Regions from separate parts of the Mus musculus genome. Here region 1 is linked to region 2. Evidence: chromatin loops called from intact Hi-C (ENCODE). Cell type or tissue: gastrocnemius. All regions are shown on one strand.

Region 1 (5,000 bases), 120 kb after region 2:
TATCTCTCTGTTCAACCCTTCTACTGCCCCTGTGCCACGTGCCAGGCCCACAACACCCAACCCTCAGCTGCCCGTGAGCACGCGCCGCTTCCCCAAACTCCACTTCACCTGCTCTGCTTCTTTACAGATGGGAAACAGGTTTCCGTCTACTCATGAGCTCCTAGAGTCCCCGTGTTTTTAAGTTCCCCTTTCACAGCCTATCACAGGAGCCTCCAGACCCTGTCCCTTTCTAGTCTGAAGACATTTCTGGGGTCCCTTTTGGACGAATGATTCGATCAAGGGAGGGAGGGGCCTGTGCCCTGTCCTGTTCCCTCACACTCAGATCAAGGGGTCCTTCAGCTACCCCTACTTCCCTCCCCAGAGGGCCCACGCTCTGGCCTGCCCTCCATATCGTTCTCGGGTCTTAAGAGAGTTTTGCCACTTGCAGAGAACTCGGAACCTAAAACAGGGAGTTTGTCTATCACTAGACAGAATGAAGCCGAGATCAGGGATGAGGGTCAGGAGCCTCTGCAGCAGTTGGGGGACCTAGAGCAAGGATCTCCCTCTCGGGCCTGTTCCTGGTCTGCTAAAGAGGGAGTCAGACTAGAACCTCTCCAGCTTGACAGCCCGGCCATCTTTATGTAATTAATATTTCAGCTGACTAAGGCCATCAGTGGAAAACAGACAGAGCAAGAAGGGTAAAAACAAAAGAGGTTATGTTGGAATTCATACAGTGTGCACACCCAGGCCCTGTCCGCAATAAAGAGTCTCTTAAAATGGGGGCAGACTCAGCCAAGATCTGGTCTCTACCATTGAAGCCAAAGGGAACCTGAGCTCGTCCCGGGGGCTTTGGCTGGAAAGAGCTGGGGTGGGCCTGGTGGGGAGGGCCCTGCACAGAACCTTGAGGCCAAGCCTGGTCAACAGGGATTAGGCTCAACAAAAGAGCCTTGTGCAGTGAGGAGCCCAGCGCCTGGTTTCCTGTGCTTTGGTGACCCACACAGAACAGCATCTGATTGCATCTGGACAAGGTTTCTGTCCTTCCCATCATGCCCTGAGCCTCTCTTGGCTGGCACTCAAACCCTGCCTGTGTCTATGGCCTTTGCCCAGTTTTACCCATTCATGGAGATGTAAGGAAGACTTGGCGGCTCTCAGGAGCTCTCAGAAGCCTGGCATACCTCTGGGGGCTACTGGAATGAGCCCTACTTGTATAGAATTTCAAAGTTTCCTTCCTCTTCAAGAGTCTGGGCTGAAACTCAACCTTAGCATTCAGAGCAACAGCAGAAAACCTCCATCCACTTCCCTCCTCAGCACACAGGCACAAGAGTCTCACAGTCTGGAGTCGAAATCAAGTGCTGGGTATTGAGGCCAGCTGACCTGGGCTTGCTGGCTGGCAAACCAGGCTCAGGCTATTTCTGATTGGTAGTAGGTTAGCAAGCACCATATGCTGCACCCTATGACATCATTGTGTGGTCCACTGGCAAGTGCCAAAGGAAAACATGTCCCACAGTCTCCAAGAACTGCAGGCATCCATGCCTACAGCATCTCTCATAGATTCAGTGCTAAGCTACTTCTAAGCATTTAACAGTGGTTTAGTCTCTTTTATCATTTCCTTTTCTAAAAAAAAATTAGGTGTCTGTGGGCACATATTGCATGCATGCAATATGTGTGCCGAGCATATGGAAGGCTAGACATTGGTGTTGGGTCCCCTGGAGCTGGAGTGAAGCCATTATGAACCACTCCAAACTGGTGACAAGAACTGAAATTGGGCCCTCTGGGTAAGCAGCAAACATTCTTAACTGTTGAGATATTTCTCCAGCCCCTTCCTAACCTATACACATGCCTTTTTGTGGCAGGTTTTCCTGTAGCCCAGGCTGGCTATGTAACCTTGTTACATACACACACACACACACACACACACACACACACACACACACACTCCTTTGTGGCTTTTTAAATCAGAATGTCATCTAACTCAGGATAGCCTAAGATTCAGCAAGCTGCCCAAGCTAGCCTTGAACTTCCCTAGCATGGAGATTACAATCATACTCTACTGTACTCTACTTTAGTCCCATTTTGCAGGTGAGAAAACCAAGTCATAGAGAAGGTTGCTCCTGCATAGGATGGACTGGAGTGGAGAGTGTTGTTGGCAAGAGTTGATTCTGAGACTCACCAGGAGCTACATTTACTGTGGGAACTCAGAATGTCCTCATAAGGGCAGTGGAAGGGAGGCTGGGATCCAGCCCTGTCAGAAGATGCTGGCTTTGAGCCCCCAAGAGACAGATTCCAGTCCCTGGAATAGACTGGCCCTACAGGAAAGCCAAAGCCCAGAATTCCAGAGTTATTTTTTGGTGGGGAGGAAAGCGGCCTGCCCCTAACTGGTGGAGAGTGGGGCCGTGGAGGAGGCCAGCCCCGATTTCCTAGGGGATTTGGGGAAACTGCATGTAGCTGGTGGAGAGGGAGCATCCCAGCACATTCCCAGGCCCAGCCCGCCCCCTGCTGGCCATAAGGGAGAACACAAAACGTCAGCTGCCAGCAAAAGTGATCTACGGTTTCAACTCCAACTCAATTTGAAAGGTTGGGAATTGAGTGTAAATTTGTGTCATTCGTTCCAGCTACTCAGTGAATGGAGACCTTTCCTTTTCTGTCCATTTGCCAATGAAATCGCTGCATGGGAGGAACTAAATGTGTGGAATATTCCAGTCACAGCTTGGGGTAGGAAGATGAGTATCAAGATTCAAGGATAAACAAGCTGGATTTTAGCAGCCCCCTCCCCACTCCTGTGCTTTTGAAGTCCATTATGACTCTCAAGACATAAATGCCCAAAATATTTCATTCAAAACTCAGGAACAGAATCCCAAGCAACCTTACGTAGTTTAGATGGCACACATCCCCTTTCTGTTGGCACCATCAGGTCCACAAACGTAAAAACCCTTTCACAGTCACATGATCTCATAGGCTTTTCGGAGGCCCGAGGCCTCGGAACTTAGTTACTAACAGGATCCCAGGCTGGCTCTCTGCTGGCGTCTGGTGTTGAAGTATTGGCAAGAGAAAGTGCCAGATGTTGGCTAGGACCCAGGCCTTCTACGTAAAGCAAGAATGAATGTCCGGGCCACAACAAAGTAGGTACTATGCTCTTTGAGCTGGACGTAACTTCAAAATCAAGCCTCCACTCACCCAGTACCAGTATTACGAGCCCCTGAGGGTGGCCCCCATCTTTGAGAGGTGGTTGGGTCATGAACACTGTGACTTCATCCTGATACGAGAGGCCACTGTCTGGATGTCTGGACCTAGGGTCCCCATGTTCTTGGAGCCTATTCAAATTTATTTTTAAGCACAGGAGGACTCAAAATGGTGAAGAAAGTTTATTCAGAAGCAAAGCGATAGTGCAGACTGGTTATGATGCAAAGGAGTAGCAGCTTCCCTGAGCTGTGCTACTCAACGGCTTTAGTTATTGTTTGGGACTTCCTTTTCTGGGGTCCACGTGGAGCAAGGGTTAGTTACTAAGGTGCATACCATGGGTGGATCTCCGTTTAAATCTACAGATTTGAATTCTGCACACATAGCTACCTGTGTGCATCCTTTCCCATGATGCATCTGATTTTAACCATATGCATACCCAATTATGCACAGGCATAAGATGATATCTCAGTCAGGGTTTCTACTGCTGTGATAAGACACCATGGCAAAAAGCTGGGGAGGAACGGGTTTCTTTCAGCCTCCATCTTGTATTCCATCATCCGGGGAAGTCTAGGCAGAAACTCAAGGCAGGAACCTGGATGCAGGACGTGATGCAGAGGTCATGATTAGTGCTGCTTACTGCCGTGCTTCTCACGAGTTGCTTGTTCAGCTTGCTTTCTTATACAATCTAGGATGCCCTGCTCGGGGTGGCACCACATGCAGTGGGCTGGGCCTTCCTATATTAGTCTATGGAAGCATTTTCTCAATTATGATTTCCTAGATATGTCAAGGTCTGTATCAAGCTGACAAAAATCCAACCAGAATACATGAAAGAAGAAGCTTGGTTTGCCACATTGCTAGTGCACCCCAAACTAGTTCAGGACACAACAGCCCCCGCCTAGTGCACTCAGATATGTTCCGCTGCAGATTCAAATGACAGTGGGATACAAAGCGAGGAGTTGCTAAAGGTTGCTAGGAAGAAGTAAGCTGACGTGTTGTTTGAAGTGGGTCGTTTATGCAGTTCAGTGCAGGTAGGTGTGTCCTAGGTTTCTAGGTGCATCGTTAGGGGAGAGGTGGGTGCACAGTCCTAGCCACAATTTTTGCTAGAAATGTTCATCAAGTCTTTGATTCTTTGAATAAACTTAGGGCCAGAAAGGTTTTCGTTCAGGTATAGGGATGATGGGATGTCAGCGTGCAGGCAAGAAGAAAGTTCACATTCTTCTCTGTGTCTCTTTCTGTCTCCATCTCTCTTCCTCTCTTCCTCTGTCTCTCTCGCTGTCTCTTTGTCTCTTCCTCTCTCCCTCTCTCCCTCTCTTCCTCTTTCCCGCTCTCTCTTAGATTTCAAAGCCCCATGGTCACCTTCAGAGAGTTCTCAGAGTCCTGTGAACCTGCTCCCAGACCCATGGCTCGGGGAATTAGGACAGGAGAGAAGGGAGTCCTGTCTCCCACTTCTCTGCCTGAATTCCAACTAGAGTGACTGGTCCTGATGAGAATTCCTGGAATAAGGTCTTCAGTGCTGAGGTCACAGAACTCCTGAATAACCAAGGACAAATCAGTGAGCCTGTGGCTAGACACTCTCTGAGGTGAGAACAGTCACCCAACGGTACTAACGACCAAGAGAAGAAGCCTCCTGGGAGGAAGGCCCCTCCTCCTCTCCCATTCCTGAGGATGAGTGGCGGATCTCTCTTGTTTACACCCTGTGTCTGTACTTGAATTTGGCATATTCAACTGGGGCAGGAATACACTTTGCATTCTTGAATGCCCAGTTATTTATGAATTCCTAATCTGGGAGCAACAGAGCTCTGACCTCATTGCTGGTAGCAGCCCTATCCAGCTCTTGAACT
Region 2 (5,000 bases):
AGCCTGGTCTCTCACTCCCTTTATTATTATTATTGCAGTGCTTTCTGGAAGGTTTCAGTACTGCCTGAGAGCAGGCCACAGTGCTCTACCTCAGAGTTGCGCAGAAAGATCAGAGAAGGAAATATGTATGTACACTTGGCCTCAACTCTGCTCCTTAAGGGCATGAGAGACAAACTTGCTCTTATAAATTCTTATATTCACTTTTTTCCATGAAAGAACAAACTGGAATATACACATGTGGATCATGGTGTTATAAGAAGCAGAATGTTAGTCCTTCCAAGTGATCCCACATGTAACTTTCTGATCAGAATTGTAAGCCTCCGAGCGTAATGTCTGGAACAAACATGGCTCTGCACGTGCTCAGATCTTGTAGAACCAGAGTTAACGTGTAAAACAAGAAAGCAGTGTCTGTTCCGCCATGCTTGCTTCTGCTAGTCCAACTTAGGATTTCTACTTGTTTGCTATCACCTATAAAGACCTACGAGAGCTCAGTGAGCTCCCTACAGCTACTGTAACAATTACCCCGGGACACAGAAGCTTAAAACAACACAGATTTATCTCAGAGCTCTGATGAATAGGAGATTAGACTCCTGCTACCTCTGCACTGAAGCCACGTGTCTCCTCCTCCAGTCCTTCTGATCCCAAGGGGCATCTATCCATTTCTTTCCCAGCTTCCACCGGCTTTCTGAATCCCTTAGCAGGTGGCCCCTTTTTCTCCTCATTAAAACCAGCAACATAGTATCTCTGACCATGGTCGGTAAGGAGCCACAACTCCCACCTTTCACAGCTGAAGAGGACTCTTCGTCAGTAAGATGGGATTCAGCTGGATACGGGGGTGGGGGGGGTGGGGGGTGGAGACGGGGGTGGGGTGGGGTGGGGGACACGGGACGGGACGGGACACTTCTCCACTCATGGTTCTTAAATTCGTTTTCTCACGAAAATCCCTTTTGTCACAAGTATTGCCTGTCAATTTGGTGGACTCTCAAATCACCAAGAAAACAAACCTCTAGGCATGTCTGAGAGGAAGTTTCTAGACTGCGTTAACTGAAGTAGGAAAGCTCACCCTAATTCTGGGTAACTTATTTCATTAGCTGTGGTCCTGGACTGAGTAAAAAGAAGCAGCGAGCAGCATTCATCTCTCGGTTTCCTCACGGTGGATGCTGCCTCACAATCCTGCATCCGTACCTTCCCCACCAAGGCGCAGATGCTCTGGAACTTCAGACCATAAGAAACCCTCAGGTTCTTAAGGAGTTTCTGTCAGGCATTTCATCGTGGCAAAGACAAAAGTAACTACTACAGCAACATCTCCTGGATTCTGGGGACGAGGATGTGGTAGACATCTGCTACCACAGGACCTTCACTCCAACTCTGGTTTCACTTGCCACCACTCCAGAACCTTCTGTCTCCTGGCACAGGCCTGAGTTCTCGACACATCTTGCCAGCCTGGCCACGACAGGATAAAGCAATAGTTCCCTAAATCCAGTTACTAAATAGAAAGCTTAAGTCTCAGCTAAGAAACCACAGCCAGGGAAAAACTAGGTCACTCCACCCTCCCCACCCCATCACATCCCCCAGCCTCTCTCTTAAAGAGAACATTAGAGTTCAAATAAACACTGCAAAATTCATCCTCACCTGACAAATCAGGGCCTGCCTTCATGATCCACTTACCGTGATTAAAATTTCCTGGTATTTCTCAAAACAGTTGGCTCCTTCACACAGTCAGAAGCTGGGTTCCTGGAAGAGGCATGGTCTATTTTTTACCCAGAGTCAGCCCAACTGGCAAGAACCAACAGGTCGTAATGTCAGACACTGGAGACTTCTAAAAACTCTTTCAAGTTCAAGCCCAAGGTTCAGTGTGCTCTTCTGACCACGAGAGTGCATTCCCATCCTGTGCAGGATGTCAGCTTCCTCTGTGACAGCAGGAGTGTGGGCAGGTACTGCCAACTGCGTTCAACTGGAAAGAGACCCTGACTATATGCACAGCAATGGTGCTTTGCTGGGGGCGGCGTGCTCCTCAAGGGACAACTGATGACATCTAGAGACCAACGTGAGTGTGGAGGCTGGGAAGTGTGCAACACTTGAGGGGGGATGGACCTGGTGAATAGGGGACAAGAATGCCACTAAACCTGCTAAATGCATAGGAGAGCTTTCTATAGCACAGAGTGACCTGTCTCACTCTAAGCAATTTAGATAATGAGGTAGAATTCTCTGCTGGATCTGCTCAAGACTATTTTAAGGCCAGAGAAGATGTCAGCACCAATTTATCATTAAAGAAACTAAGGCACAGAATTGTCAGCGGCCACGACATTCTGAATACCAGAGTGGATATTGGACTCTACAGGCTTCGTCGAGATGTTCCTGTACTTTTACCTAAAAGAACAGGCAGAAAATGGAAGCAGGCGAGAGCCGATGCAGTTTGTAGAACGTGGCTCAGTTACTAACTGAGCATGCATTGACATGCATGGCCAATGGCTACTGGGAACATAATGTATATATTTGGAGACAATTTATTTTCAAAAGCTTGGATATCCATGAACATTCATGTGTTTTGTATGCTTACCAGAAACTGTGTTGCTTCTTTTTCCTTTTTTTTTTCCTTTGAACTGGGGCTTCATGTAACCAAACTGGCTTGGAACTCACTGTGCAGCTGGGGATGGCAGAACTTTGAATTCTCCTGCCTCCACCTCCTTAGAGGGGTTAGAGGCACTAACCCCTGTGCCTAACTCCAAAGCTGTTTTTTACAGAGTATGAACTGCAGCTCAGACCTTGCCAGTGTTATGGTAGAAGCCACATTTATTGACACTGGATCAAATACTTGTCCACATCAGGGGGAGGAAGGGAGCCAAGCCCTAGGCCAGTGGCCCTCAAATCAATCCCAATTGAGAGCACAGAGGCCATGACATTCTGAATAGCAGAATGGATATTTGATAATACAGGCTTCATCAAGATGTTCCTGTACATTTACCTAATTTAACGATGAGACCATAGTCCAGTGGAGGGCAGGGACCACATCATTAATTATTCAATCAGTAATTGAAATGCTTTTGTGATGCTGTTTAAAGGAGAAGGCATGGAGCACTTGAAAATGGGAAATGCCATAAAGGATGCTTTCTGGAAGGGCAGTATTTGATCTGAGATATGATGAACAGACAAGAAGTGACTAGGGGGAAATTGGTTAGCAATTTCATATTTAGGCCACAAAGAAGACATTAATGCAAGAAATCTGATACATACAAGAAATATGATATATGCGTACATACATATATACATATGTGTATATATATATATATATATATATATATATATATATATATATATATACACATCCATACATACATACATACATACATACAGTTAGATTTAATTGCCAAGTTGGCAATCTGGAATCACCTGAAAAAGTCTCAACAATTAGATTGGTCTGCAATGACAATGAGGAATTAATTTTATGATGCTAATTGAGGTGGAGAGACTTGCCCACTGTGGTTGATACCATTCCTTACATAGGCAGAAAATCGTGAACTTTATAAGAGCAGGGGTAGGGGAGAGAGTGCGCTAAGCACAAGCATGCAGGGGTTATGTTACTGCTCTTTGCTCTTTACTGTGGCAGGATTTTCCCTGTCCAATCTACTTAAATATTAGTGCAGCAGGAGGCCTGTGATTGGACAGGGTAAAGGGAGGCAGAGCTAAGAGTTTCAGAGATGGAGAGCCTCCCAGGAGAGAGGGGGAAGGAAGCAAGATGGAGGACAAGACAGGAAGAAGATTCTGATCCCTCATGGTTCTAAATAGCCACAGGTAGTTATGAATATCACAGGTAGTTATGAATAGGGATAGAATAATTGGGATAACTTGTCTGATCTAGGTGAGCAGCTTGTACCATTATCAATTGGCCCTCTTCTGAATTGAGAATTTATTGCTATATAAATCTGACGGGTTAATTATAAGTTTCTAGAGTTTTGTTCTACTGGGTTACTGGAAGGTGGGACTGCAGACCACAGGGGGATTATAGCTGAGAGGGTACTGGTGGCACTGAGGCAGCGAACCAGAGCTGGGAAGACTGTGATCCATCTCTGTATGGGTCTAACCATGGAGGCAGCAGAGTTGGCGAGCAAAGAGTAGCTGAATGGAGCGCTGGAACTTGGTGGTTTGTTGTTGTTGTTGTTGTTGTTGTTGTTGTTGTTGGTTTTTTGTTTTTTAAATATTTCTTGCAACACTTTACTCAGGATTTGATGTGACTACTCAGGCTCCTGACACCTTGACATCCATGTACAGTATTTAGGACAAAGTATGGACAAGGTCCTGAAAACTGTACTGAGGAAGTAAAATCCAAAGGTTTGCAGGAACAACTGTCTTCAGGTCCCTCCCTGTAAAGCTTTAGGAGAGGCAGCAGGAAGATTGGAAGGAAGGAACAAGCACAAGAAATATCTGCTAAGCAGTTTGCAGTAGTTGCCCAGGCGACCAGGAAATGGGACCAGAGGACCTGAAATGGGGACTATTTTTAAAGGTCAGAGATGTTTCTAGGCTGTTTGAACAATGAAGTGATACATTAATTAAAAATAACCCCCTACATCCCTCTCTTTTGCATTTCCATCTCATCTCTGACATTTTCAATCTTGCTACACATTCTAAGGCTGTTTTCTTCAGGCACACGCAAGAAGAACCAAGACCAGTTTGTATCTTACTTAACAATTGAGCCCAGGATGAAGAGCAGAACTTCTTTTCCCTCCTCCTTTAAGAGTCCACATTTCTTTGCTGCAATGCTCTGGAGAGAAGGCCGATGGAACTTTCTTAGTAGTACCGGAAAGCACGTGGCTTTCCGTTCCGTGGCCTGCCTGAGCTCTGAAGCATTGCCAGCTGAGGAGTGGCTGGCAGCACTGATGTGATGTTTTTATAGAGAGACTAGAAAGAAAAACTGGGGATCAGCAGGCTATTTGAAAAGAGAGAGAGAAACAATAACCTTCTGTGTGACTTAGCAGAGGTTTTAACTTTCAAAAATGCTTAGG

What was found. A loop is a pair of places that touch in the nucleus more often than their neighbours do. Peaks named below come from ENCODE experiments on the same cell type or tissue, not always from the same donor. Only the 100,000 strongest peaks of a DNase experiment are listed, where the experiment ranks them.
Region 1: it touches region 2 in a loop (7-fold over the local background); 3 of 42 quality-filtered maps call a loop at or near these places.

What each region holds. Positions count from the first base shown.
Region 1 is chr7:132,211,213-132,216,212 of GRCm38, forward strand. No RefSeq gene overlaps it. Among named protein-coding and RNA genes, the nearest start is that of Cpxm2, 59 kb to the left of the region's middle. In gastrocnemius, a CTCF peak has its summit at 2,472 (motif pointing left); DNase peaks (open chromatin) are centred at 1,051, 1,389, 1,687, 2,443 and 1 more place; H3K27ac peaks cover 1,491 bases.
Region 2 is chr7:132,086,919-132,091,918 of GRCm38, forward strand. All of the region lies in intron 4 of Cpxm2 (carboxypeptidase X 2 (M14 family)), which reads right to left. Among named protein-coding and RNA genes, the nearest start is that of Cpxm2, 65 kb to the right of the region's middle. In gastrocnemius, a CTCF peak has its summit at 1,888; a DNase peak (open chromatin) is centred at 1,962; H3K4me3 peaks cover 901 bases; H3K27ac peaks cover 2,270 bases.